7 separate regions of the Homo sapiens genome follow, and regions 1, 2, 3, 4, 5 and 6 are each linked to region 7. Evidence: chromatin loops called from intact Hi-C (ENCODE). Cell type or tissue: endothelial cell of umbilical vein. All regions are shown on one strand. Region 1 has its middle 43 kb from the start of PACERR. Region 2 has its middle 21 kb from the start of PDC. Region 3 has its middle 74 kb from the start of PTGS2. Region 4 overlaps ODR4 (odr-4 GPCR localization factor homolog). Region 5 overlaps PLA2G4A (phospholipase A2 group IVA). Region 6 holds the start of PTGS2 (prostaglandin-endoperoxide synthase 2). Region 7 overlaps PLA2G4A (phospholipase A2 group IVA).

Evidence for each region. Hi-C counts contacts between places; a loop is a spot of excess contacts. Peaks named below come from ENCODE experiments on the same cell type or tissue, not always from the same donor. Only the 100,000 strongest peaks of a DNase experiment are listed, where the experiment ranks them.
Region 1: it touches region 7 in a loop (13-fold over the local background); 8 of 110 quality-filtered maps call a loop at or near these places.
Region 2: it touches region 7 in a loop (9-fold over the local background); 11 of 110 quality-filtered maps call a loop at or near these places.
Region 3: it touches region 7 in a loop (11-fold over the local background); 11 of 110 quality-filtered maps call a loop at or near these places.
Region 4: a loop joins it to region 7, with 6 times the contacts of the local background. A loop is called at or near these places in 4 of 110 quality-filtered maps.
Region 5: a loop joins it to region 7, with 14 times the contacts of the local background. A loop is called at or near these places in 12 of 110 quality-filtered maps.
Region 6: a loop joins it to region 7, with 3 times the contacts of the local background. A loop is called at or near these places in 9 of 110 quality-filtered maps.

The regions. Positions count from the first base shown.
Region 1 is chr1:186,721,372-186,725,371 of GRCh38, forward strand. No RefSeq gene overlaps it. Among named protein-coding and RNA genes, the nearest start is that of PACERR, 43 kb to the left of the region's middle. In endothelial cell of umbilical vein, a CTCF peak has its summit at 1,513 (motif pointing right); a DNase peak (open chromatin) is centred at 1,540.
Region 2 is chr1:186,480,553-186,484,552 of GRCh38, forward strand. No RefSeq gene overlaps it. Among named protein-coding and RNA genes, the nearest start is that of PDC, 21 kb to the left of the region's middle. In endothelial cell of umbilical vein, a CTCF peak has its summit at 2,313; a DNase peak (open chromatin) is centred at 2,319; H3K27ac peaks cover 333 bases.
Region 3 is chr1:186,604,075-186,608,074 of GRCh38, forward strand. No RefSeq gene overlaps it. Among named protein-coding and RNA genes, the nearest start is that of PTGS2, 74 kb to the right of the region's middle. In endothelial cell of umbilical vein, a CTCF peak has its summit at 1,858 (motif pointing right); a DNase peak (open chromatin) is centred at 1,887.
Region 4 is chr1:186,402,813-186,406,812 of GRCh38, forward strand. It overlaps ODR4 (odr-4 GPCR localization factor homolog), which reads left to right. Exons shown (of 14, transcript NM_017847.6): 12 at 3,271-3,456. Among named protein-coding and RNA genes, the nearest start is that of ODR4, 29 kb to the left of the region's middle. In endothelial cell of umbilical vein, a CTCF peak has its summit at 1,850; a DNase peak (open chromatin) is centred at 1,919; H3K27ac peaks cover 2,281 bases.
Region 5 is chr1:186,984,454-186,988,453 of GRCh38, forward strand. PLA2G4A (phospholipase A2 group IVA) reads left to right here. Exons shown (of 18, transcript NM_024420.3): 18 at 3,924-4,000. Among named protein-coding and RNA genes, the nearest start is that of LINC01036, 110 kb to the right of the region's middle. RefSeq lists an enhancer at 433-934. In endothelial cell of umbilical vein, a CTCF peak has its summit at 1,635 (motif pointing left); a DNase peak (open chromatin) is centred at 1,598; H3K27ac peaks cover 1,272 bases.
Region 6 is chr1:186,678,451-186,682,450 of GRCh38, forward strand. It overlaps PTGS2 (prostaglandin-endoperoxide synthase 2), which reads right to left and starts at 1,973. Exons shown (of 10, transcript NM_000963.4): 1 at 1,789-1,973; 2 at 872-988; 3 at 608-751. The coding sequence starts at 1,840. It overlaps PACERR (PTGS2 antisense NFKB1 complex-mediated expression regulator RNA), which reads left to right and starts at 2,204. Exons shown (of 1, transcript NR_125801.1): 1 at 2,204-2,996. RefSeq lists an enhancer at 1-323. In endothelial cell of umbilical vein, a CTCF peak has its summit at 1,919; DNase peaks (open chromatin) are centred at 2,001 and 3,661; H3K4me3 peaks cover 3,384 bases; H3K27ac peaks cover 3,759 bases.
Region 7 is chr1:186,915,058-186,919,057 of GRCh38, forward strand. The region is part of intron 7 of PLA2G4A (phospholipase A2 group IVA); the gene reads left to right. Among named protein-coding and RNA genes, the nearest start is that of PLA2G4A, 88 kb to the left of the region's middle. In endothelial cell of umbilical vein, a CTCF peak has its summit at 2,258; DNase peaks (open chromatin) are centred at 2,274 and 2,524; H3K27ac peaks cover 1,328 bases.

The DNA.
Region 1 (4,000 bases), 190 kb before region 7:
GTGTAATTCACAAATATTAGCTTCAAATGAAAGAAGCTCAACTTTACACATTTTGAATGGTAATGTGGTACCTCTGCGAAGAGGTTTTTCAACTAATCTGTATTTTTCCTTTCTTATTTGAACATAGGGAGAACATGGAAAGTGGAAAATTCCAAATCTTAGGAAATGGATTTTTAAAAAAATCATTTGATTAATAAAATTGCATGCTTTTAATAATCTCAGTCAAAAATTTATTGTTATACCGACATGTTCTAGAAGTTCTTAATAACAGTTTATGGATTAAGACAAACTTTAATAACAGATTGTGGAAAGCAAATGGTTTCAATGTAGTTCTGTGTAATTGCCCACATATGATGTTTTGATTTTTTCATTCTGGTATAGTACATGCAGCAGTGAATTGTATCTCACTTACATGCCCCTGTCACAAATTTCTGTGTAACTTCATTTACTTAACTTCTCTGGATCTTTGTTTTCTCAAACACAAGATGATGTTGGGCTGGTGGAAAAAAACTTGTCTATTGTATACTTATTGTATAAAATGAATTTAGTTGAGTTTTTTTTTGAGGCCCTTAAGACAGTATTGCAATAATTAAAGGTGTTTCTAATAATAATTTAGACAGAATTCTATCATTAAAGCACCCCATCCCTTCTAAGCATCAGTCCTCTGAGTTTCTATTCATTTTAAATCACCTTTTTGGGCCCCTGAGGAAAATTTGGGCCATTTAGGCCTCCAGGCATTTGTAAGTGTTGCCTCTCCTCTTACGTTAAAAAATTCTGCAATAAACGTTTTATTGAAGTCAAAATGTAAATTTCCAGTTTATTCATTGGTCTATGATACATCTCTGATAGTTTTATTTGACATTATCCAACTTTCTTTCCTGCTGCCCCCACCTAACCCAAATTTATGTGTCCTTTAAAATTTGACTCATATGTCACATTCTGCTAGAATACTTATCCCATTTTGCTTTCTGCTCTTATTTCTCCACTGACATTCTTTCATGTGACTTTATTTTTGTGACCTGACCTGTCAGCAATCATTGAATTGAAAACTTCATAAGGGCAGATGTCATACCTTGTTCACTGTTCAATTCCCATATCAAATGCATTCTGACACATAATGAGCACTCAACAACGTTGAACGGTTAAATTAATGAAAGAAACAGGCAAACTGAGTCTTTGTTGTTTAAAGAGACTTTTCTTTGGTACTCTTCTCTTTCCAAATACTGACCGAATGTGCCCTTTATTTCTTCTAGGCCCTATAATTTGTACCTATTGGAAAGAGAACTATGCTAAAATTAAAAGGTAAAATTTATGTTCCAGCCCAAGGTATTTATGGAATGAATGAATGAATGAAACAACCAGCCAAACCTTTCTCTAAATGCTATGACACTTTTTAATTTCTTATGTCATCTGTTCGTGTTTTATTACTGAATTACAAGCAAATGATGTTGGATGAACGTGGTCTATTCTGAATACAATGTGGATTGTGAATTTGTTTTGGTAGCTAACTAGTGTTAATGAGCACTCCAACCTCTAGGGGGAGCTCATGGAAACATAACCCTCTTCTAGGTCTGGGCTTTTTTTTTTTTTCTGAGAAAAAAATGTTTAATTGATAGCATGGAAGTAAAACATTGTGTGATTAAACTGGCAACAACAACAAAGGTGAAGTACAAAATGAAGTGAATTGTAAGTGTAAGAAGTGTAGCAAGGGTACAAAATTAGACATTTGGGAAAGGGAAATATCAAATTCCCAAATTTTTCCATTTAATTTAGCATCTGGTTGAAGTCGTTGTAGCTAAATGTTTAAATATGGTTAGCACATTTCAAGACAGGAAAAGGAACAGCTTGATTGGAATGGGACATATCCCAAAGGCTGAAAATCATCTAGTAACAGGCTGGAGTTTGGGTTATAGCTTTATTACTAACCAAAATATTAATTCTAGTTGGAAGTTTAAACTCCAATAAGACACAAGCCTGAATCTACTATGGTTGCTTCTGGCCCTAAATTCTTGTTCTAGTCATCATTTTTGGTTTAAGAGAGTGACTGTCATTGTCATGTTAAGGTGAAAAAGAACATTCGAGTATATTGCGGTGTAGCAAGAAGAGCATATAAAACCACTATTCTAACATCATTTTAACTACTACCTTGCCAGATGAACTTTGGGAAGTCTGCCTGATTTTTCTGAGCTCCTCTTTTTTTTTTTTTTTTTTAAATAAAATGAAAGTAATGTTCCCACTTTCCTGCTTAATTCAAAAAATCATTATGGTATAAAATGAGCTAATGGAATGTGAACACCCCAACTATAAGCTGTTCAATAAATGAAAGGTATTAATCTTTTCCAGGCCAACCACACTTTTAACAAAACATGGAGAGACTTCCCTGATGGAGCGGTACAAACTGAAGATTCATTGTGTACTAATTAATGGGCTGGCTAAAAGAGTGAGAGTTCCAGTTTATATGATTATTTCCTTTTTAAAAATTTTTTTTATTGTACTTTAAGTTCTGGGATACGTGTGCAGAACATACAGGTTTGTTACACAGGTATACACATGCCATGGTGGTTCGCTGCACCCATCAACCCGTCATCTACATTAGGTATGTCTCCTAATGCTATCCCTCCCCTATTTCCCCACCCTCCAACAGGCCCTGGTGTGTGAAGTTCCCCTCTCTGTGTCCATGTGTTCTCATTTTTCAGCTCCCACTTATGAGTGAGAACATGCGGTGTTTGGTTTTCTGTTCCTGTGTTAGTTTGCTGAGAATAATGGTTTCCAGTTTCATCCACGTCCCTGCAAAGGACATGAACCCATCCTTTTTATGGCTGCATAGTATTCCACGGTATATATGTCCCACATTTTCTTTATCCAGTCTATCATTGATGGGCATTTGGGTTGGTTCCAAGTCTTTGCTATTGTGAACAGTGCTGCAATAAACATACGTGTGCATGTGTCTTTATAGTAGAGTGATTTATAATCCTTTGTGTTTATTCTCAGTAATGGCATAATGTCAAATGGTATTTCTGGTTCTAGATCTTTGAGGAATTGCCACACCGTCTTTCACAATGCTAGAACTAATTTACACACCAATAGTGTAAAGGGGTTCCTATTTCTCCACATCCTCTCCAGCATCTCTTGTTTCCTGACTTTTTAATGATCGCCATTCTAACTGGCGTGAGATGGTATCTCATTGTGGTTTTGATTTGCATTTCTCTAATGACCAGTGATGATGAGCTTTTTTTTCATGTTTGTTGGCTGCATAAATGTCTTCTTTTGAGAAGTGTCTGTTCATATCCTTTGCCCACTTTTTAATGGGCTTTTTTTTGTTTTTCTCTTGTAAATTTGTTTAAGTTCCTTGTAGATTCTGGATATTATCCCTTTGTCAGATGCATAGATGGCAAAAATTTTCTCCCATTCTGTAGGTTGCCTGTTCACTCTGATGATAGTTTCTTTTGCTGTTCAGAAGTACTTTAGTTTAATTAGATCCCATTTGTCAATTTTGGCTTTTGTTGCCATTGCTTTTGGTGTTTTAGTCATGAAGTCTTTGTCCATGCCTATGTCCTGAATGGTATTGCCTAGGTTTTCTCCTAGGGTTTTTATGGTTTTAAGTCTTATATTTAAGTTTTTAATCCATCTTGAGTTAATTTTTGTATAAGGTGCAAGGAAGGGGTCCAGTTTCAGTTTTCTGCATATGGTTAGCCAGTTTTCCCAGCACCATTTATTAAATAGAGAATCCTTTCCCCATTGCTTGTTTTTGTCAGGATTGTCAAAGATCAGATGGTTGTAGATGTGCGGTATTATTTCTGAGGCTTCTGTTCTGTTCCATTGGTCTATATCTCTGTTTTGGTACCAGTACCATGCTGTTTTGGTTACTGTAGCCTTGTAGTATAGTTTGAAGTCAGGTAGCATAATGCCTCCAGCTTTGTTCTTTTTGCTTAGGATTGTCTTGGCTGTGCGGGTTCTTTTTTGGTTCCATATGAAATTTAAAGTAGTTTTTTTCTAATTC
Region 2 (4,000 bases), 430 kb before region 7:
TAGAGCCGTTTAAGGAATCGAATACCATTTCCCTCCATGTCTAAATTTGTATTCCTGCTGTTCCTTGAGGTCTTTCCTCGTTACAAAAAGAGAAAAATTTACTTAAATTTTTAAATTCTACCTACTTAGGAGGTATTCAAAGGGATCTCAGAATGTTTGTTTTATATGTTTGTAATCACTGACAGAAACAAGTGATTCCACAGGAGATTTGAGTGTAGATACTGAAAGATGTCTCCTGTGGAAAGAAGAGCTATTACATTACAAATAAGCATGAACCTGAAAAAGAGTTCACCAGAAAAGAACCAACTAACAATTGCTTTCTCAGAGATAAGGAAAAAAAATTTATATGATCACTTACTTGGTAAACTTTCTAATGTTTGTTTTTACAGTTTGGGAAGGTTGGACTTAGATTTTTGAGAGTTGTAAAAATCTCTTCCTTATCTGGGAGCACATTATTTTGGTTATGTTTCTTGCTTTTACATTTATTTAGTGTATTCTAAACATTTCAAGACACACAATCAGTAAGATCATTAGAAACAGAATATGGCCCTTTCCTCATCCTGGCCACAAAGAGATAGAGCACTCTATTTAATATTTAGCAGACGCATTAGTATTTTAATACTATTTGATATTTCTATGTGCAGAATTTTTTATTTAAAAAAGTGAGAGTTTTTGTGGTAAAGTCATAAATGTTAAAGTCCTTTGAAAACAAACTTGGTCATTCTGATATTTGCTTTATTTAATCTATAAAGTCTGATAAAATGTTTCCTCTTTATTGGATATTTTTTATATTTTAGTTTCAGTTAAAGAGCCAGTCTTACATGCAGTTCTTCAGCAGCCCAAGTTTATCTTCAACTTCTTTCCACTTTCCCTGTCCATGTTTGGCTTCTCTTGCTAAATGATCTTTTCTTGCCCAGGCTGGGAACTCTTCTCAGCAGTGCTGTATCCTTTGGACCACACCTCTATCCTCCTGTCCATAAATTACTACCTGTAGCTTGACCTCAAGGTCTTATTTACTGCTTTCCTTTTGACATTAAGTATCCTGATTAATTAATCTGTGCTAAGGAACTTGTGATTTATAGTGTCTTATCTCTCCAGATAATGCTGTATTTTGATATTTCAAAATCAAACTACCAGAGACGACATACTGTAAGTAGGAAAAAATGTATTAATGGCAGGAATCCTAGGCTCTAGGGCAAGCGAGTTTGAAAGATCATTTGGAGCCACTGAGAGGTCTTTTGGTGGCTTTGGATCACATATTCTAGGCAATTTCCTACATCATCTAGGGTGGAATTTTGATGCTCTGTTTTTAGTTTTTAACTCCATAGTCAATGAAACTATCATAAAAATTTATGGTCAAAGGAGAATTTTAGCCATTCCCATTTCTTTTGTGAGCCAAAGAACTGTTTATCAAGGAGAGAAGGACCATACTAGAGATTCGCCTGGATTTTTGTTGTATGACACATTTTATCTTACCAAAACAGGCTGTATTCACATTAATAATTATTTTTATTTTTATTTTATTTATCTTCTTCTTCTTTTTTTTTTTTGATACGGAGTTTCACTCTTGTTGCCCAGGCTGGAGTGCAATGGCATGATCTCGGCTCACCTCAACCTTCACCTCTCGGGTTCAAGCAATTCTCCTGCCTCAGCCTCCCAAGTAGCTGGGATAACAGGCTTGCGCCACCATGCCCGGCTAATTTTGTGTTTTTAGTAGAGACGGGGTTTCTCCATGTTGGTCAGGCTGGTCTCAAACTCCCGACCTCAGGTGATCTGCCTGCCTCGGCCTCCCAGAGTGCTGGATTACAGGCATGAGCCACCGCGCCCAGCCACATTCATAATTATTAATAGAGGTCTTTAAATTTAGTCTTAAATGCCATGTTTCTAGAAGGATTTAAAAATGGTAGCACTTGTCAGGTTGTATGACCAAATAGGTAAATTATATATGCCACTGGAGAAATTTCAAGACCTTTTTGGTTATTTGTAAATATTATTATATGCCACCATTCTCTATTAGCATATTAAGTTCCAGAGGAAATAGAACATTTCTGATACTGCCTACTACTAAATTGTAAATGCATGTAAGACCTGTAAATACACAGTATTGTAGATACCTGTACTCATTGAATAGAAGTAAGCTAAGGACATGTGAAAATCACATTGATGTTTTGAGGTCACAGGTAAAAGTTGATTTGAAAATGGTCAGTGAACAGTTGGGGGAGTAGCTAGTCTCGGCTCCTCTGAGTTTTCGGGCTTGGTGGTCTTTGCTAGGATCCCACTCTACTTGCAGTTCACAACGTCTGTCACGTGAGGGCAGCATAATCACATACAGGCCAGCTGTCTGGTTTGACCTTAAGTCAGAAGAACTGATTCCAAAGGAAATCACATAGTAACATGTAAATGCAGTCATTTTTTTCCTTTTATACACATTGCTCAACTGATTAAAATACAATATGAAATATTAGGGAGAAAAATACTTTTAAACATTTTCTGTGATTGAATATCCTTATCAAAAGGATATGTGTGATTTGCATTAGAAAAATAATTTGCAATTATGACTTTTAAAAATTGTGTTTTAAAAGGAACACAGACACAAACACACCCAGAGAGTGAGAGACTCTCTTTCCTGTTTTTTGTGGATGGAACAATACATAGCATTTGAACACTGTTGTTAGGCTTTTTATGCTTCACTCACCATGATATTTTGGGCAAGTTAACATTTCTATGCCTTAGTTTCCTCAACTACATGGGAGTAATCATAGTTTGCATTCATAGGATTGTTAAGGATTAAATGAGATAATGCAGGTAGACCAATTTAAATATACTCTACACATAAGTGCACTATAAATAGTTTGTATTATATTGTCATACACTGCATAATGATGGTTCAGTCAACAACGGATTGCAAATATAACAATAGTCCCCTAAGATTGTAATGGAGGTGAAAACTCCTATCACACAGTAGCATTGTAGCCACCATAACATCTTAGTGTAACACATTACCTTTTCTATATTTAGATATGTTTAGATACACACCTACTTTCTATTGTGTTACAGTTGCCTACAGTATTCAGTAGGGTAATATGCTGTACAGGTTTGTTGCCTAGAGGCAGTAGGCTATACCATATAGCATAGGTGTGTAGTAGGCTAGTACCCGCACAGTATGTACATCTAGGTTTGTGGTAAATCCACCGTTTGATGTTGGCACAGTGACAAAATTGCCTAATGACACATTTCCCAGAACATATCTTCATTGTTAAGGGACACATGAATATTCAAATACTGAATTTTTAAAGTATAGATTTTGAAAAACACCTTCTTCCATGTGGAACTAGGAAACTATCAGAGACCAATGCACAAGACAGAATTGAGTAAGATTCTTAGACTGTATTTTCTGGTATTTTGTCACAAATATTCTGGAAAAAAACATGTTTGAAGGAGCTACTGAAGAGATGAGGAGGGGGAAGTACAAATAGAAAGCTTAAGATTTAGTGCAAATTACAGTAGAGATTTCACATATGCTTTTTGTTTGTTTGTTTGTTTGTTTTTTTGAGACGGAGTCTCACTCTGTCACTGAGGCTGGAGTGCAGTGGCACCGTGTCGGCTCACTGCAACTCCCATCTCCTGGGTTCAAGCAATTCTCCTGCCTCAGCCTCCCAAGTAGCTGGGATTACAGGCGCCCACCACCATGCCCAACTAGTTTTTATATTTTTAGTAGAGATAGTGTTTCACCATGTTGGCCAGGCTGGTCTTGAACTCCTGACCTCAGGTGATCCACCCACCTCGGCCTCCCAAAATGCTGGGATTACAGGTGTGAGCTGCTGCACCTGGCCTCACATGTGCTTTTATGAAAGAATTTTTTCTTCTTAAAGACTTGAACCTTTACTTTTTAGTTGGTAATGGGTTGATGATTCTTTCCTACTTAGGAATTTAATTATTATTCAGGAAAGCAATATCATGGTAAATAAGACCCTGAAGAGATATTTTTAAAAGGAGAAAA
Region 3 (4,000 bases), 310 kb before region 7:
ATCTAAGTATAGGTAGCTCTGCTTTTTTCTTTTTTGGCTTCCATTTTTGCACAGAAAATCTTTTTTCATCCCTTTACTTCCAGTCTATGTGTGTGTGTATATATGAGGTGAGCTTCTCATAGAAAGTATATAGTTGGGTATTGTTTCCTAATCCACTTAACCAGTCTATGTCTTTTAATTGGAGAATTTATTGCATTTATATTCAATGTTATTATTGATAATAAGGACTTACTACTGCCATTTTGTTACTTGTTTTCTCTTTGTTTTGTAACTTTTCCCTTCTTCCACTCTCACTGTTTTCCTTTGTGGTTAAGTGATTTTCTCTGGTAGTATGTTTTAATTGCTTATTTTTATTTTTAGGATATTTATTATAAATTGTTGCTTTATGGTTACCACGAGGCCTATAAAATCATCTTATAGTTATAACAAGTTTTTTATCAGCAGATAACTACTTCACTTTGATCATAAAGTAAAGAAAAGAAGCAAACACAAAGAAAAACTTAAAAACTTTGCACTTTAACTCCACCTCCCCATATTTTGGCTTTTTATTCTCTCGGTTTACATCTTTTCATAACTGCATCTTTCTTAACAAAATTTTGTTGTTATTATTGTTTTGATAGCTTTGTCTGTTAGTCTTCATACTAAAGATATGAGTGATTAACACACCACAATTACAGTATTAGAATATTCTGAATTTGTCTCTATACTAACTTTTACCAGTGAATTTTATATCTTCTGATGTTTTCCTGTTGCATGTTAGCTTCCTTTCAGACTGAAGAACTCCCTTCAGTATTTCTTGTAAGACTGGTCTGGTGGTAAGTCATATCCTCAACTATTATTTATCTCAGAAAGTCTTTATCTATTTTTCATGTTTGAAGGCTAGCTTGCTAGATACAGTATTATCATTTGGCAGTTTTCTTCATTAAGCACTTTGAATATATTATCTCACTCCTTCCTGGGTATGATTTCTGCTGAGAAGTCTGTTGCCCAATGAACTTGAGCTTTTTCATATGATGTTGCTTCTTTTTTATTGCTGATTTTAGAATTCTCTCTTTGACCTTGACCTTTGAGTGTTTGTTTATTATATGCCTTGGTGTAGTCTTATTTGGGTTGAATCTATTTTATAATCCTTTATAATCCTTGACAATCCTTGACTTTTCTGTACTTGCATATTTATATTTTTCTCTAGGTTTGGAAAGTGTTACTGTATTATCTCTTTGAATAAGCTTTCTACCTTTTGCCTCCTTCTCAATTCCCTCTTAAATGCCAATGACCCTTAGGTTTGCTCTTTTGAAGCTGTTTTCTAGACCTCGTAGGCATATTTCATTTTTTAAAAATTATTTTTTCTTTTTTCTTCCCTGTGTGTTTTTAAATACCCTATCTTCAAGCTCACTGAACCTTTCTTCCACTTGATAAATTCTGCTGCTGAGACCTTCCAATGAATTTTTCAGTTCAGCCAAAGTATTTCTGAGTTCTAGGATTTCTGTTCTTATTAAAAATTATTCTAATCTCTTTGTTAAATTTCTATGATAAATTTCTGAATTGTTTTTCTCTGTTATCTTGGAGTTCACGGAGTTTCCTCAAAATTACCATATTGAATTCCTGATTTGAGAGCCCACACCATTGCTCCATTGCCTATCACCGGATCTTTGCTTTGTCCATTTGGGGAGGTCATGGTTTCCTGTTTGCTGTTGTTTCTTACGGATTTACATTTCTGTCTTTGCACTAAAGGTTTAGCTATTGATTCCAGTCTTCACTGTCTGGATTGCTTTGGTCTTTCTAGGCTATGCATGTTTAGAGGTTCTGTGTGGTTTGCATGTTGAGTTCCCTTAGCCCCGGACTGCTGCCTCCTTTTTGGCACTAGATGGTGCCCTAAGTCCAAGTTTGCCACAGCTCTCAAAAAAGTTTGGAGAACTGCCTGTGTCAGATGGGGGGCTGTGTGGCAGGAGGAGTCCCAAAGGAGATTCCTTGGTTGTGTGTGGAGGCTGGGTAGAGTTTTGTGTCCTGAGGACCCATGAAGAATGCCTCCTAGAGCCCGGTGCTGCTGAACTGCTCTTCTGGTTTGGTGTCTCTTTTTGCTGAGCTGAAGAGCAGCCCTACATTTTGCACCCTGGGATTGCTATCCCTTCTCCACTCTCTCTCTCTCTCTCTCTTTTTTTTTTTTTTTCAGTCTAGCCGCCTTTAGGATATTTCTCTCTACAGGCACTTGTGATGCTTCTTGAGTTGAGGCAGAAATGGCAGTCCTGCTAAGAAACCCAAGATGGTGGGGAAGCCTGCTGTCTTGCCTGCCTTGATCTCACTTTTTCCATTGGTGAAACCCTAAGTCTAGGGGGACTTTTCCATGTAGTGCCTGGCAACTTAGGTAGGGGAGGCATATCAAAGAAACTGAAGTTCATTTCTCTTACTTTCTGCTTGTAGTTTTTCACTTTTCTGTGGTCTCAAAAATCATCAAAAGGCCCAGTTCTTGGTTACTGGTGATGATAATCTAGGTACTGGATAGTTGTTTTTGGTTTTCTGTGGGGAACACTGAAGCTAGATTATTTCTATTCTCCCATTTTGACGACATCACTCTTGAGAATACAACTGTCATTTATTAAGCCAGACATTAATGAGATTTACAAAATGCATCACAATGCCTCTCCTCTCACTAAGCTTACTTTCTTTCTTTCTTTTTCTTTCTCTCTCTTTTTCTCTCCTTCCTTCCTTCCTTCCTCCCTCCCTCTCTCTTTCCCTCTTTCTTTTCTTTTTCTCTTTCCTTACTATGGTCTAGCCTAGCACTTCTGGCCTCAAGCAATCCTCCCACCTTGACCTCCCAAAGTGCTGGGATTATAGGCATGAACCACCACATCCAGCCTTACTAAACATTTTTTGTTTAGGTAAATGCTTTTAATAAAATATAGTATTTTAAAAATATGTTATTTATACAAACATGCAATAAATGTATTATTTTTATTTTAAATGAATTAGAAAATATATTTTAAATATTTCATTTTAATTTCTAGTATAGTAAATATATATACACAAGTTTGTGTGAGTGCATCCCACATAAGCAAAAGCATTTTAAAATGTATTCAATAATTTTTAAGAGTGTAAAAAAGCCCTTAGACCAAATTTTGAGAACTACTGATATACTTCATAAATTTTACATGCATTGTTTCAATTTAACCTCAAAAAACAGATTTGTGAAATAAACAGGTCTAATCTTATATCTCATTCTGAGTTGTTTAATGCTTTATCCTCAGTGCTTGAACAGCGCCTGTATATTCTAACTGCTCAATAATATTTGTCGAAAGAACAAATATAAGGAAACCAAGATAAAAACAAAAGTTATTGAGATGTGTTTCACAACATGAATACCCTTAACACTATTGAAATGTACACTTTAAAATGGTTAAGATACAAAATTATATGTCTATTTTTTAACCACAAATTAAAAAAAAAAAAGAAAAGAAAGATATTGGGTAAGGTTAGAGTTGAGAAGACTTTTCACCTTGTGTGATATGTGGAGATAAGCATTATTACCTGAGGTTAGATCCACAGACGCTTTGGCAATAGTCTAATCAAGCACTACAAGAGGCAATGGGCTAAGCTTATTATCATGTTCTTGTGCAAGGATTCTCAAGGCCTGATTATTTCTTTCAGGTACAAATAGGGTGAAATGTTTTTAGTAACTGGGCAATCCCAAAGCAGGGAGTTTTTATAATGCCTGTTTTAATTTTACAACGTCCTGGTTCATGTTTTTCTTCCCAAGAAAGGGGTTCAGGGACTAAGTGTTTAGTGAGTTCATACAGTAAAGACCCTAAGAGGGGAAAACTAGAGACCCCTTGATGACAACATCTAATTAAACCTAAGAACCTGGAAAGTTTCTTCTTAGTTACCAACCTAGGAAATTCCTGGGAAAGCTTAACTAGCAGACACCAGATCTGGATGCCTGCGGCACTCAGATCATGTCCTAAATAGTGAACAGCATCTATTGATACTTGTAATTTGTCTCTGGAGA
Region 4 (4,000 bases), 510 kb before region 7:
CAAACTTCTGGCCCCAAGCAGTCCTCCCAAAGCACTGGGAATTATAGGCATGAGCCACTATGAATGGCCCCATTTTCTTATATATAAAATAGGAATTATGGTACCTACTTTTTGAGGCTGCAAGATTAAATGAGATGATGTTTGTAAGGCCCCTAATAAAATTGGTGTAAGCCAAGCCCTCATCAAGTGGTATTGATACCATGTTGGAGATGATGGAGGAGAACAACTTATGTTAATTGTCTTTAAAATGCCTTAACTTCAATTTTTGGGAAATTTAGCATATTTCAAACAGAAATAAGATGTAAATATATATTCAACACTTTAGTAACAGGATAATTATTCCAACAACATATTAGTTGATCTTAGGTATCAAGATAAAAGAATACATTGTAAGTGTGATAATATAAATAAATGTAAATTCTTTAAAAAAATTTTTTTAATTTTTAACTTTTGTGGATACATAGTAGGTATATATATATATTTATGAGGTATATGAGATGTTTTGTTACAATCATGTGATATAAAATAATCATCATGGAGAATGAGTTATCCATCCCCTGAAGCATAAATAAATGTAAATTCTGATGTTGAATTTATACACCAAATTGTTAGATTTTAGATTTTATCCTCATTTTACTTTGCTTATTTTCTTATATACTGGTAAGATCTTATAGATGCTGTAATATAGTAAAATGTAGAATGTATGCCATAAAATTAACCTGAATTAGAGTATTTTTGCATGCATGAGGAAGTCTGTTAAGGACATAATAACTTTATATATCTGATCTCTAAACTAAACCTAGGCTTTTAATTTTGGCTATCCAGATAAAAGAACTTAGTATTTCATTGTCAGTTTAAAAAAAAAAAAAAACTCCAATTAATCCTTGCACTTGTTGTGATCTTCCTCTTTGATTCCTCTTAAGATACAGCCTAAGCCTTCTTCACTGTTATAAGTCTTCATTTGATCCTGCTCAACTTATTCTCATAGATGACCTACTCATTGTGAAAATGGAGGTCATCAGTTATGAAACCTCTTACCTTTGCCCATCCCCACATCAGTATCCTCTGTACCACTCCACTGTCTTCCCAGAACATTTGTAATCCTGTTTGTCTGTGCCTATGATTCCACTCTCTGAATGGCACTTCTCCTATCCCTTTATGCAGATGTCCTCTTATCCTTTAAGCTTCAACTGTGCTATCACCTATTCTAAAAAAAAATTCTATGAAAAATACATAAATAACTTAAAAGTTTCAGTACTACTCTGATACCAGCTAGGACATTTAACCAATAGAAACCCAATTCTTATTATATTGGCTTAATTTTAAAATTTTTTTATTTGTTTTGACTTTATTCAGATAATGTTGAACTAGATACTATGACATGAGGATATTCCTAAAGGATTCTGCTTTGGAGTGCTTTTTGAGATGTGTCTTTTCCAAAAGATTTCTCCTCCCATTTAAACCTCAGACCAACAGAAAACGAGTCTTACTTAGATACTAAATTGCTAATTTAACTTCTTAATTTGAAAGTTGTAGTGCTTTTTCTTTTTAATGAGTAATTTAAATTTATTGGAACCAGTTATTTAACGTTTGATTTTTTTAGCTTGTTATTTTTCAGATAGACCAAGAATTGATGTAGTTTGAAATGGTTTTAAAATTTTGCATGCCAATTGCACATGCACATTAGAGTCATTTTTGAGTTTTTACTTAATCTGTTTCAAGTAACTGTGGCTCAAAATAAAATAATATAGTCCTAATTTCAATGTGTGGACAATTTTCGTGCTACAGTACAAATTGCAGTAATATTCTTCTACAGCTAGGAGGCAGTCTGGTCAAAGAGTAAAATTTCTCTCCCAGTTCTCATGTGCAAACAAGATAATACACAGAATCTGGAAGGAACACGTAGTTTAAGCCATTGCATTTCCTGTGACACTTAAGGCATTGTTCGTCATCTTCTGTTTGTAATTATGTAAAGTTACCACTAGTTTCTTGACAACGAAGTCTAGGTTACTATTAAAATAAGCCCTAGTTTTCCACTTGATCTTTACATTAGTAACTTTTTAATCATATCTGTTGCTGAAAGAGGTCATTCTTTTCACAAAATTTCTATCTTTCTGATAGTTCATAAGGATCGTAGCATTTAACTAAAAAGTAATTATATATTTACATGCAACAGTGACTATGTTAGAAATTAGGGGAAATAATATATTCCAGTTTGTAAGTATTCACAGAAGAATGAGATATTTGTTATTTATTTAGATTTATTTTTTTCTAAAAATGATTTAAGGCTTTTTACAAAGAAGCATAAGTAAACAAGTGAAAATAAATATTAGTAATAAAGAGTCAAAGGGAAGGTAAAAAAAGAAAGCAAAATGGAGTTGGTAGTGAGATAGGTACACAAAACTGTATGTATGACTAGATGTCCTAAACATGCTTGATATATAGGAAGGGGGCTACATCTAGTAAGATGAAATTCATGGGGAGATTAATACAAAAATGTATTCTATCAGATCCTGTGCACTAGATGTAAGGTGGCCAGTAATTTGGCTCCAAACTTGGATGAAGAAGAGAAAAACCAACTATAAAATGTACAGTGCCTATGAGGCTAAAACAGACAAGAAGGACAATAGTTTCTGACATCAAGGACAAAATTGTCTCTTGAGTGTTCTTCATAGGACAGTGGGTCGTATAAGAATGTGTAATCAACAGCTTTACATTGAAGGCAATGATAAGTTTATTTTATTTTTATTTTTATTTTGAGATGGAGTCTCGCTCTGTTGCCCAGGCTGGAGTGCAGTGGTGCGATCTTGGCTCACCGCAACCTCCACCTCCCGGTTCAAGAAATCCTCCTGCCTCAGCCTCCTGAGTAGCTGGGATTACAGGCACCTGCCACCACGCCTGACTAATTTTTGTATTTTTAGTAGAAACGGGGTTTCACCATGTTGGCCACGTTGGTCTCCAACTCCTGACCTCAAGTGATCTGCCCACCTCAGCCTCCCAAAGTGCTGGGATTACAGGCATGAGCCACCGCGCCTGGAGATAAGTTTATTTTTCATAGGAGTATCATTTAGGTTCCTTGCAAAGACCAGGGGTTTTGAGGTAAAGCAGAATTTGGTAAGAGCAATTTTGTGCCAGATCAACCAGAAAATGAAAAAATATTGACCTTTTAAGCTTTATTTCTATTAGTTTTTGTATGTACTTCTAAAATATGTATCACTGATACCAGTGACAAACCTATCTAAATATTGATAATATTTCTTTTCCTTTTAGATTCTGAAAAAGAGTTCCACGTCCTCCCTTATCGAGTCTTTGTTCCCCTTCCTGGATCCACTGTAATGTTGTGTGATTATAAATTTGACGATGAGTCAGCTGAAGAAATCAGGGACCATTTTATGGAGATGTTGGATCACACAATTCAAATAGAAGATTTGGAAATTGCAGAGGAAACAAACACAGGTCATTATATGATGCTATTTAAGAACCTGGTTAGATTACAGCTAAGATTTTACCTATGAGATGTCTAGTTTAAATATCATGTCTTTAGATTTTTTTTAAAGCTAGTTCTGTTTGACACTTCGAAATATTAACTGAGACATTTTAAAATACATGTTTAATTTCTACATGTCTAGACATACAGTGAGTATTTCCTGGGAAATTGTACCAAAATTTAAGATACTAAGGTATTTTTCAAGCTTAGCAAGTAGATCTTAATAAAACAAGTTCAGGATTAAGTAGGTAAAATTACAAAGCTTTAAGGTATTTCTTTCAATATAAAAGTTTTCTCAAAACTCATTATCTTACTTGGTAAAGCATCATGTCAGAACAGAAGGTTTTAAAACACTAATTTATTAAACATTTTCTCCATATTATTTGCCTTTTTTTTTTCATATACCTTTCATGTAATTGGGATACTAAGCCAAAATGGGCAGTTCCAGAAATTAGATGACTTTTATAGAGCATAGATTTGCTTTACTATCCAGGTTTTGTAACACATTTTTTT
Region 5 (4,000 bases), 69 kb after region 7:
ATATGCCAATGATGCAAAGTAATGAGCTTTTTTCTTTCTTAAATAATTCTACAAAGTGCTAAACATTAAATGTTAATTAAAATGAGGATACATCCATATCCAGAAATACTGGTACTCATTTCTTAATTCATTAATTCATTGATATTTCTTCATCTTGATAAGGGTGTGTAGGTACAAGTAAAAGTTCTATCTTTTAAAAATAATTTATAAGCTTACTATTATGTATTATTGCCTAATATATTAGTCCATAACTCATCTATTTTTAATGCTGCCTATGATCTCTTTCTGGTCTCATTTATTTATTAATTCAATACATATTTATTGTTTAGTGTGCCAGAAACTGTTTTAGAAACTAGGGGTACAGCATGGAAAGAAGAATTAAAAGTTTTGAGTGCTTCATATAAGCCAAATATTTTCCCCCAAATATTTAACACTCAAGACTAGCCTATGAGGTGGGGTTTTAATTTATAAGTTAGGAAATGGAGTCATGGATTACTTAGGCAGGTTACTGGAAGTCACGATGATGTGGGGGAGCTGAGATGAGGCTGCATGTCTTTTCTCCTTCATTCCTTACTTTTGAACCACCTGTCTCTCAAGCAGCCTTATTTCTTAGTGTTCCCCAAACACAGCCTTCATTCTAGCCAGGCCAGAATGAATTCCCAGATGTCTCTGACGAATGCCACAGCCTCCCATCCTCAGTCTTTTCATATGGTTATTCTTCTACAGAGAATGCCCAGTCTTCTGCTCCACTTAAAAACCCTGCCTGTCCTTTAACTCAACTGGTCTCACTGTTCCTCTGAACTGAATGCTGCCCTGTGTCAATCAACCTCTAGTGAGCACCTTCTGTGTATTTATTAATTTTGCAAATATTTATTATGTACCTTCCATGTTCTAAGCGCTCGGATAAAAAAAAATGCAAGCCTGATGAACTTTCTGCCTTCCTGACATTTCAGTTTTTATTGAAAAGGCAGGCATTATCCAGCAAATTCACAGTAATTTTACACCTAAATATCTTCTCATGTTCTCCTATATTTGTAATTTTTACTTCTCTAACAAAATATACTTAACTTTCTCTCTTGGGCTTATTTTTTATTTTCTGTTGTGATAACTCAATATTTGTTTGTAGATTGCTTATAATCTCACCTCTACAAATTTGTTTCTTATGTGGAAGGGGGATCACATTTTACATGCTTGTTTTTCTTATTCTCTGCTTTCATTAGCAAAGATTTAAGAGATCTGGTTCAACAATAGGAGGCTACTGAATGGCACAAGTGAAAGATGACATGGGATAGGTGGTGAGGCTGGAGAAGGTTGAGATATGAGGGCTTTTGCTGGGATAACACTGAAGGGAAGGATTTGGAATCCCAATGAATTTCAGGGAAGAATGAAAGAGATACAAACACCATTTAAGATGACTTCTTGTATAATAATGAAAAGAAAGGTTTAAATTTAACATAATGCCTTTTTGAATATATGTAGTTGTATCATGTAGGATGCCAAAAGGTTTGAATTTAGTAACTGATCTAATACTGGGCTTGATTTTTTCTATCACAGAACTGTAACTCCCAAGAACAGGGTATTTTCCGCAGTAATGTGAAAAACCTGGTTAATGGTTTCATGGTGTTAATATGCCACCTAGTGGATCAACTTGCACATTCTAACTTGGGGTTTTCAGAGTTGGAAGTGTTCATTTTCCTTTATCAGAATGGCTTGCTCACTAGGAACACCAGCTGAGGTCCAATTACGATAAATCCACTAGTTCCTGATGTTGATATTGCTGATTTTTTTTATGCTCAAGAATTCATTATGAGGGAATTGATAGCAGCAATCATTGTCAGTTTAATTTTTTGTATGGTCTTTTTTATTTTAAAGCTTTTTAGGTGTTTAGAAAGCAAATAGTTGGTTTTTATTTTATTTGGACACTTTTATGCAATGAGGGTTGATGTTTCATGGATTTCTGTGAGAAGGAGAAACCAATTGATAAATTTGCTGATATAGATCTCTAGAAAGGCAGGGAGATTTTTAAAAGAAGATGTAGTAGGATACTTTGAATAGCAGAAACGATTTGCTGACTTACACAATATAATAAGCTCATTCTTGGCTACACACCTGGTGTGTTTATTTCTTATAAACTTTATAGCTTCACTTCTAATTTAGAGTTCCCAATTTTCATCACATATTGTCAGTTTAAAAATAACAAGCGTAACAGCTGTTGTAGAATGTTTATGTACCAGGTATTGTGCCAAGCACTTTATAGAAATGATCTCCAATCCCCACAAAACCCCAAATTAGTACATTATTTCCATTTTAAAGAAGAAGAAATGGGCTCAAGTATTGACACTAATTGCCCTCCATCTCACACAGCCAAGAAGTGTTTGTGCCTGGTAGCCTTTGGTCCAAGTCTCCTTCATAGATCTGAAGCATCTTTTGTCATCACAGAATTATGTTTCCCTATTCTTAAGAAAAGTGGGATCAGCAAATATCAGCTTTACCTTAACGGACTCATTCACGTTTGAGCCCATTTCCCGAGAAGATAATTACATATATTACGTTTTAAAATAAGGCATATAAAAGAACCACATTCCTGTGATAGCTCCCTTTTTCCAAAATCTGACTGCGTTTTTAAAGTTACTATTAGAGAATAGAGAGCCTTGCTTGTTGGGTGTCTGGGACATAAAGTCACAGAAAAATAATTGCATGTTTGCACCATTTAGATCTCACATGTTTAAGTGGTGCAAACATGATCTCCTTCAGGCAATGAGCCATGCTTGCCCAGTGAGCTTGCACGTGGTAATGGGAGAATCCCTCTGAGCATGCATCTCCAAGGCCAAGTGGGCCACAGCAGTTGTGAGTGAGAGGAGGCCATAGCGTCCTAAACTGATCAGACTTGCCAAGTATTCCTACCTGTGGCAAGGGGCTGAAAAGCCCGTGGACTGTACCTTAATGTTGCTTAACAATCCCTGAGGTAGAGAATAAAAGGAATTGTGGAATAACTCTGTGACTTGCCTCGGTTTCCTGATGCCCAGAAACATCTATCTCATTGGTCATCGAGATGAAATGAGGACTGTCCTGGGAAATGGAGTCTTCCTGATTTTAACAAGGTTCTGAAGCAGAAGCAGAGACAAGATTTACTATTCAGGCCTTCTTCCAAAGCCCATTTCCACTGCTCTTCAATAACTGCATCTACCAAATTCTGAATGTTCTCTTCTTTCCCCAAATTCTAACTAGGTTAACTTCATACCAAAACCAGTGTATGACAGTTGAAATAGCAGTTCTTAGAGGTTGTAGTTTCCTGTGTTTTCTTCTGGTTACCATTAACATGGGTATATGTAAAGAATATATATTGGATATATGTATGCTGAATAAAAAGTAGTAATTCATTTTCACCAATGAAATCACAGAGCATGATGTTTCCTAGATAGAGGAGGCTCATGTTTTATAACTGTATTGTTTCAGTTGAGGAAGGAAGGCAATTCTCCAGCAATGCCTTCTTCCTCCACTAGGAAAAGCTTTTACTTTCCTGGTGGTCTTTTTCTACTTGCCCACTAATTATAAAGAACATAAATTATAGATTTAGTAATTACTTGTTTCTTCCCTGTTATCCCCCTTTTGGCAAAGAGCAGAACCAACATAATTTTACCATGCTACCACTTTATTCCCAAATTTATCAGCATAAAATCTAGAACATTTCCAGAATCCTTCTTTCCCTGGTGAGGGAAGGAACAGTAGCTGAATATAAGCTTAACAAGAGTGCAGTGGTGGGATGTTGAATTTAAATGTGTATGCATGACTCGTAGATTTCTATTCATATATGTCAAAAGGAATACTCTAATAAAAAGATTCATTTGATTTTTATTTTAATAAAAAATATATAAATGAGTTCATAGCAGCGCTAATTATACAACTTCTGTCTCTATTTGCAGGTGATAAAAGAAGCCATGGTTGAAAGCATTGAATATAGAAGACAGAATCCATCTCGTTGCTCTGTTTCCCTTAGTAA
Region 6 (4,000 bases), 240 kb before region 7:
AGTAAATCAACCATTATTTTTATTGTAAAATGTGGAAAGTGGCACCTGAGGTTGAATGTAACTCCAAAATAAAAAAAATCTATTTTTAAACAACTACACTTTATAGTCTAATGGCCACTTGAAATACATCTTTAATAAAATACATATACTCTGCACATTATAATCTGGCAATATTGATTTTTCAGGTAGCCATCTGCTCACTATCCAAGAGGCCTATGAAAGGAATGGCTGAGTATGGCACCCACTTTAGAATCATGGAAAGTTATTTTCTTGCTGATCCAAATCCAAATTTATTTTAATGGGTGCTACATGTTCAGAACAATTCTGTGGCCCATGGGCATTCAATAAACAGCTGGACCATGCTACCTCCACAAACTGACCAAACAGTAAAGGTTAGAAGAGGTATACAGAGTTGTGAGCAGACTGTATAAACTGGATGGGACTAAATGTCAATATTTTTGGCGATTAAGATGGAAGGCAAACTTAAAAGCTATCTTAAAGTCTTTTTGATAAGCTTGGAAATATGTTTTTAGATTAGGCTTACAGTATTATAAAGCATATTTTTCTTTGAGAAGGCTAAAAACCTTAGAAAGACACTTGTACTTACATGTCAACACATAACTCATAATTGCATTTCGAAGGAAGGGAATGTTATTCACAACGTTCCAAAATCCCTTGAAGTGGGTAAGTATGTAGTGCACTGTGTTTGGAGTGGGTTTCAGAAATAATTTTATTCTTGTCAAAAATTCCGCTGCAAGAAGACGAAGAAAGGGAGGGAGAAATTAATGGGACTCATTATAAGACACAAATCTATACAATGATAACTGTATCCAGCCCCACTCCTAATGAGGCAACCAAAGGACAAACTTACGTGTTGAGCAGTTTTCTCCATAGAATCCTGTCCGGGTACAATCGCACTTATACTGGTCAAATCCCACACTCATACATACACCTCGGTTTTGACATGGGTGGGAACAGCAAGGATTTGCTGCAATTAAAGGACAGCAAATAAATCATTCTCTAGTGTCTTAATCTTAATTTAAACATTTAATTGTTTGACTATGAATCAACTTTACAATAATAAATTCAAGAAATATATAGGTAGTCATGGAAATACAATTTTTTAACCTGCCTTAGAATGGATAAAACGTAGAAATACCAATTTTCTATTCTAAATAAGGATAACAGCATATTCAACTTGGTACATCATGTTACTAAGCTTTTCTTAGTTAACTCTTTAGATGTTAAAATTAGCATTTTTAAGAAGTTCAAATAAGTAGCACTTCACTTTCCAAATTAAAATGGATCTAGTACACTAATCAACATTTAGGGAAAAATTCAAAGTAAAACAGCTTACTTTTAAGACATTTTGCTTATCTTAAAACATAATCCGGGCTTTCCTGGGAGCAGGAAAGAACTGACTAGAATATTTAAAACAACTTCTTCCACTCAATAAAAAGGTTCCAAATATAAACAATTCACATATATTGATCAGATCCTGTCTTATCATAATGACAACCTGCAAATTAGTATCATCTATCCCTATTTAGGAGGTGAGAGTGTCTCAGATCGGTTAAGTAACTGGCTCATAATGATCAGTGCTTGTGGGAAAGCTGGAATATCCACGGAGTTCTTTCGAACTCTAGCGGTCCAAGCTCTTTCCCAAGTCACGTAGCTTCTCTATTCGGAGAGAAGTCGGAGTACTGGGATAGACCCAGGAGGTCAGAGCGGAAACTCTGCCCGGGTGCGTGGAACCGGAGTCCCCGGTGCGCGGCGCCAGGTACTCACCTGTATGGCTGAGCGCCAGGACCGCGCACAGCAGCAGGGCGCGGGCGAGCATCGCAGCGGCGGGCAGGGCGCGGCGCGGGGGTAGGCTTTGCTGTCTGAGGGCGTCTGGCTGTGGAGCTGAAGGAGGCGCTGCTGAGGAGTTCCTGGACGTGCTCCTGACGCTCACTGCAAGTCGTATGACAATTGGTCGCTAACCGAGAGAACCTTCCTTTTTATAAGACTGAAAACCAAGCCCATGTGACGAAATGACTGTTTCTTTCCGCCTTTTCGTACCCCCCACAAATTTTTCCCTCCTCTCCCCTTAAAAAAATTGCGTAAGCCCGGTGGGGGCAGGGTTTTTTACCCACGGAAATGAGAAAATCGGAAACCCAGGAAGCTGCCCCAATTTGGGAGCAGAGGGGGTAGTCCCCACTCTCCTGTCTGATCCCTCCCTCTCCTCCCCGAGTTCCACCGCCCCAGGCGCACAGGTTTCCGCCAGATGTCTTTTCTTCTTCGCAGTCTTTGCCCGAGCGCTTCCGAGAGCCAGTTCTGGACTGATCGCCTTGGATGGGATACCGGGGGAGGGCAGAAGGACACTTGGCTTCCTCTCCAGGAATCTGAGCGGCCCTGAGGTCCGGGGGCGCAGGGAATCCCCTCTCCCGCCGCCGCCGCCGTGTCTGGTCTGTACGTCTTTAGAGGGTCGAGGAAGTCACGTCGGGACAGACTGGGGCGAGTAAGGTTAAGAAAGGCTGACATGTTTTATGTTTTAGTGACGACGCTTAATAGGCTGTATATCTGCTCTATATGCAGCACATACATACATAGCTTTTTAAAAAACTCTTATTTTGTGGAATGAAATAGCTACCTTCAGTGTACATAGCTGTAATTTATCTTTGTAGCTAAGTTGCTTTCAACAGAAGAAATACTGTTCTCCGTACCTTCACCCCCTCCTTGTTTCTTGGAAAGAGAGGCGGGAAAGGTAAATTCTCCTCATAATACTGGTCCTAAGCAGTTACCCTGTAAATAGTTAATGTGAGCTCCACGGGTCACCAATATAAAGTTTCCTGCCTTCTGATGGACAAAGGAAGCGGCGATGGCCAGAATTTGCAGGGACGCTAAATGTCCAAAACGTATGCCTTAAGGCATTTCTCTCCCTGATGCGTGGATTATTTTGGTTACTAGCCCTTCATAGGAGATACTGGTAAAATAAATTCGAGTTTTAAAGTTCACTCTTTTGTCTTTTCTGTCCACTTTTCCAAGATTATGAGTTGTGACCATGGATCAAAGTACAACATAGCATTTACTTTTCAGTTGCCTGGGCTTATTGGGGCTAATTTTCTATTCTCGTTTTGGAACATAGTTGGATGAGGAATTAATTAGATGGAAGGGAGATTTTGACAGTTGGAATTTCATCTTTGCTTTTGTTTAACATCTATCATGGGTAGTGCTCAGGGAGGAGCATGTGAGGGTGAGATACTAAAAAATATATATATGTATATGTGTGTGTGTATATATACATATATATATACACACACACCAGAAAAGAAGTGGAAAATAGAAAATTCAGTTATGTCCTAAGTCCTTAGCATTACAGGAAAATGACAGCATAAAACCTGAAATAAAACTACACCAGGTACCTCAATTTGTAGAAGTCTTATAAGAAAAAAATAAATAAGAGACTCACTTGGAGGTTTTTTTTTTAACTGTTTTGCTTAGTGTACACATCTGATTCTTCATGAGACACGGATGACTAAAATTCCATCTCATCTAGGAAGCCTTTCTCCTCCTCTAGTCATATTTCATCATTCCATTTATGGCACTCCTATTTATTGCATGGAATCTTACATGAAATTTCAACTAAGAGCGTGGATCATTTTCTTTTTGATAATTTAATAATTTCAATCTTCTGTTTCATTTTAAAGGAGTAGGTTGCATCTACTGAAATTTGAAGTTTATAGTTAGAGCTACTAATGTTAGTTTGGGTTAGAAGCCATGTTAGAATCCATACTGTGAGAGAGTACTAAAATTTTACATTACAATCCTGAATTCATTTTGAAGTGATCATCATCATTGTCTTCCTTATCAGACATTAATTGTTCTGTTGTCTGAAAAGAGATTTGGATACAAAAGTGAGGGAAAAACAGGGCATAAGGAATAATTATATTTAGATTATTTTAAACTCAAAGGAATTGAACTCCATCTATCCCATAGTGGAAATTCTGTCACTTATATA
Region 7 (4,000 bases):
TATAAGAGTTTTAAATCCTCCTAGTGCTGGGAACCATTTTCCAAACATGGCCCCAGGATCAAATCCATGCCACACTTGCACGGGCATGTGTGCCAGTTTTGTCATATCTCTAACTATGTCTTCAACTACTTGCCCTTGATCATCTATGTGTAGACAGCAATTAGTAAGGTTAAATTTCCCACAGACCCCTCCTTCAGCTGCTAGCAAGTAGTCAAGGGCCAATCTATTTTGACAGATAGCATTTCTCATCTGAGTTTCTTGCCGGGCCAGAATAGTCAAGGCTCTGCCGGTTTTATTAGTGATTATTTCTAAGACAGCTTGTAACTGTATGATTCGGTTGATCATGTAAATGGGGGTCCAGTATCCCCACGAGCCAACTTGTGCCCAAGTAGCAGGCCCATAATATTGTATGATTCTCTCAGGGGGCCATTCATTATCTTTCTAATTTTTTATAGCTATGCTTCTCTTTTCACGGAAAGCATAGACAGGGAAGCCCAGGAATTTGCCTGTTTTTATGGGCAGTAGGAAGAAAGATGGTTTAATAGTTTCAATAACACAACTACCTGCCCACTGGTAGTTGTATTATTGGAAGCTGTATGCCCACATATCCAGTATAATGCCGTGGGGGCTGTCCAGTCCCAGTGGGACTCCGGGTGGGTCCACACGATTTGCAGCTTTGGAAATTTACTAAATGGATTCCTCTCTGTGTGATTTGAGCTCCACCAAGTGACTGTTTTTGTGGTACCATTATACAGTTTCTGTCCCAGACAACTAAGTCATCCTACGGGGTGAGTGAATTTTTTTCCTTCTCTAGCTATGCAATATTGTCCAGTAATTGAGGGTTTTAGGACCCAGAAATTATCAGGGTAATTCTTTTGAGCCAGGAATTCATCAGGAACTGGGTCTACAGGTACTAATTCTCGGGCTTTCCATGGCCATTGATATCCTGTTACGGTTCCTCCACAGACATAACATGAAGTGACATTGAGAGGCTGGGCTACACACTCGGCTAGTTGCAAAAACAAATTTCTTGTTTTTCCTGGAATTTCTGGTACTGGCACATTTAGTTCATCATAGAAAGTTTGAAACACTGGCTCAGGAGAGCGTTCGTAAACTTCTCCTCCTCGAACCAAGATATTTACTCGAGGATCCAGTCTGGCCCTGTCGATTCCTAAGGTCACACGCTCCCCTTTTTTCCAGTGAGGATTAAGGGGATTGGTTATCACTAGCTCTAAGGGGTTACATTGTCCCTTAGTACAGGAAGGGTCATTCTTTCCTTTCTGAAGGTGGACTGGATCCTTTTCATTTTTTTATCCAAGTGGCCCAAATGACACAAGACCAGTATCCACATTCATTTCCACACAGTCCTAATTCATGACAAATGTACTTATTTTTGGTCATATAGCCTTTTTCCCAACTAAAATGGCCACATCCCCTTCCTAGCTTATTGCTATTAATGATAGCACAGGCATCAAATTTCAAGATTATGCGTTTGGGCACCCCTTTTTCTTCTGTTCTGGCTAATACTTTACTTGTATCATTTATGAGTCCCCACCAGTCTTCAGTCCTTAATCTTATTTCAAAAACAGTGGACATGGGAGGCTCAGAGGGGTCATAACACACATCTGGTCTGTCGTTTCCTGGGCTACATACCTGTACTGAGTGTCATTATATAAACATGTTCCTTTTAAAGTTCCTAGGCATTCATAGTAACTATAGAACAGAATAATTGTTTTAACTTGTTGCCCTACCTCGGTAACCTGATGTATACACTGAGAGCAGTCCTCCATGCAGGGAAAATCAGTGGAAGTGTCTACTATACAAGTCCAAATTATAAGGAAAATGAATCCCATGATAATTTTCCTCATGCTTCGGCTGTGCATAGACCAGTCAGCTTCTGGGTGTGACTGGAGCAGGGCTTGTCGTCCTCCTCAGAGTCACTTTGCAGGGGTTGTCCGGGCTCGGTTTTGCCTTCCAGGTTTCAGCGGCTGCAGGTTTCACACGGCTGTGGTGGATCCAGGGTGGGATTCCTTCTACCTTTACAGCTGTGGGGGTGTTCAGGATGATGGTCTGAGGTCCTTTCCACCGTGGCCGCAAAGGGGCTACATTCCAGTCCTTGATTCATACGCGATCACCTGGAGAGAAAGGGTGAACTGGGGAGAATAAGCTGATGGGACACCTCTCATTTACCCAAGTTGAGATTGTTTGTGTAATTTTTCCTAAAGCCTGTAGCTGTCGCTGTAATTCAATTCACCTAACTCTTGGGAAGTGCCTGGAAGCTCTCCTAGTATAGGAGGAGGCCTATGATACAGTATTTCTTAAGGGGAGTATCCTGTTTTCTTAGAAGGAGTGCATCTAATTTTAAACAATACCATAGGAAGGGCCTGTATCCACTTTAATCCTGTTTCCTGACATACTTTCCCTAAACTATTTTTGATAGTCCGATTCATTCGCTCCACCTTTCCGGAACTCTGAGGTCAGTAGGCGGTATGTAGCTTCCAAGTGATTCCTAATGCCTTTGCTGTCTTCCGTACCAAGTGAGCCACAAATGCCGGCCCGTTATCTGAGCTGATTCATAAGGGCAGTCCAAACCTAGGAATAAGATCTTGGAGAAGCACATGGGTTACCTTGTAGGGCTTTTCAGTTCGTGTTGGATAAGCCTCCACCCACCCAGAGTAAGTACACGTAAGAACCAGCAAATACTTGTTACCTCCACATTTTGGCATTTCTGTGAAATCCACCTGAAGATCCTCAAAAGGAGCTGCTCCATAAGCTTGTATGTGGGGCGAAACAGTGGGGCTTTGCCTCGCATTGTGCTGTCGGCATGTAATGCACAGTTGTGCTACTGCTTTGGCAAAGGCTGGCAAGTGTGAGACGTAGAAGTACCGGCCTAACAATTCTTCAAGTGACTCTTGCCCTAGGTGAGTGGTTTCGTGCATGGCCAATACGACTGTGGCTCCCAGCAACTGCAGCACAGCTACCCTCCCATCTGGCAGTCTGATTCATCCTCCTTTTATTACTTGCCCCCTGTCTGGGTGGAAGAAGTCTTTTTCTTCCTTAGAATAGGTATGTACCAGGTCAGGTGTTTGAGGGAGTAAGGGGGCTGCTATCGATGCCCAGTAAGGGGTAGATGCTGCTTTTTGAGCTTCTGAATCAGGTCGAGAGTTTCTTAAGGCCACTGAGGTGGAGGCTCGCTGGTGTCCCCTGCAGTGCATGACTGCCACCTTCTGAGGTTTCCACACTGCCTCTAATAATTGTAGAATTTACTGTTGATATTTTATGTCCTTTCCCCCAGAGTTTAACAGGCCCTTTTCCTTATATAATGCTCCATGCACTTGGAGGGTTAGAGAGGCATATCCAGAGTCAGTGTAGATGTTTACAGTCTTACCTTCACTGAGTTCTACAGCCCGAGTTAAAGCAATGAGCTCAGCCTTCTGGGCTGAAGTGCCCTGTAGCCACAGTTTGGCTTTAATGACAGCATCCAAAGTTACCACCGCATATCCTGCACATCTTTCTCCTTGTGAGTTGATGAAGCTGCTCCCGTCCATGTATAACTCCCAGTCTACTGATGATGCCCATGGCTGGTCCCGAAGGTCAGGTCTGCTAGAATAGACTGAGTCCAACACCTCTACACAGTTATGCTCGCCCGGGCTCTCTGATACTGGGAGCAGGGTGGTGGGATTTAGGGTGTTACAGACTTCAATAGTTATGTGGGGATTTTCACATGGCAAGCTTTGGTACTTGGTTAATCTAGCATTTGTTAGCCAATGATGTCCTTCGGTAGTCATCAAAGTTACCACAGCATGGGGGGCCTTTATATTCAGGTTTTGCCCAAGGGTTAGTTTATCTGCTTCTTGTGCTAACAGGGCTGTTGCTGCCAGGGTCCTTAGACATAGTGGCCAGCCTTTGGAAACCCATCTAGTTGTTTTGAGAGATAGGCCACTGGCCTTGGCCAGGGCCCCACAGTCTGGGTTAAAACTCCAACTGCCATTTTTTCTCT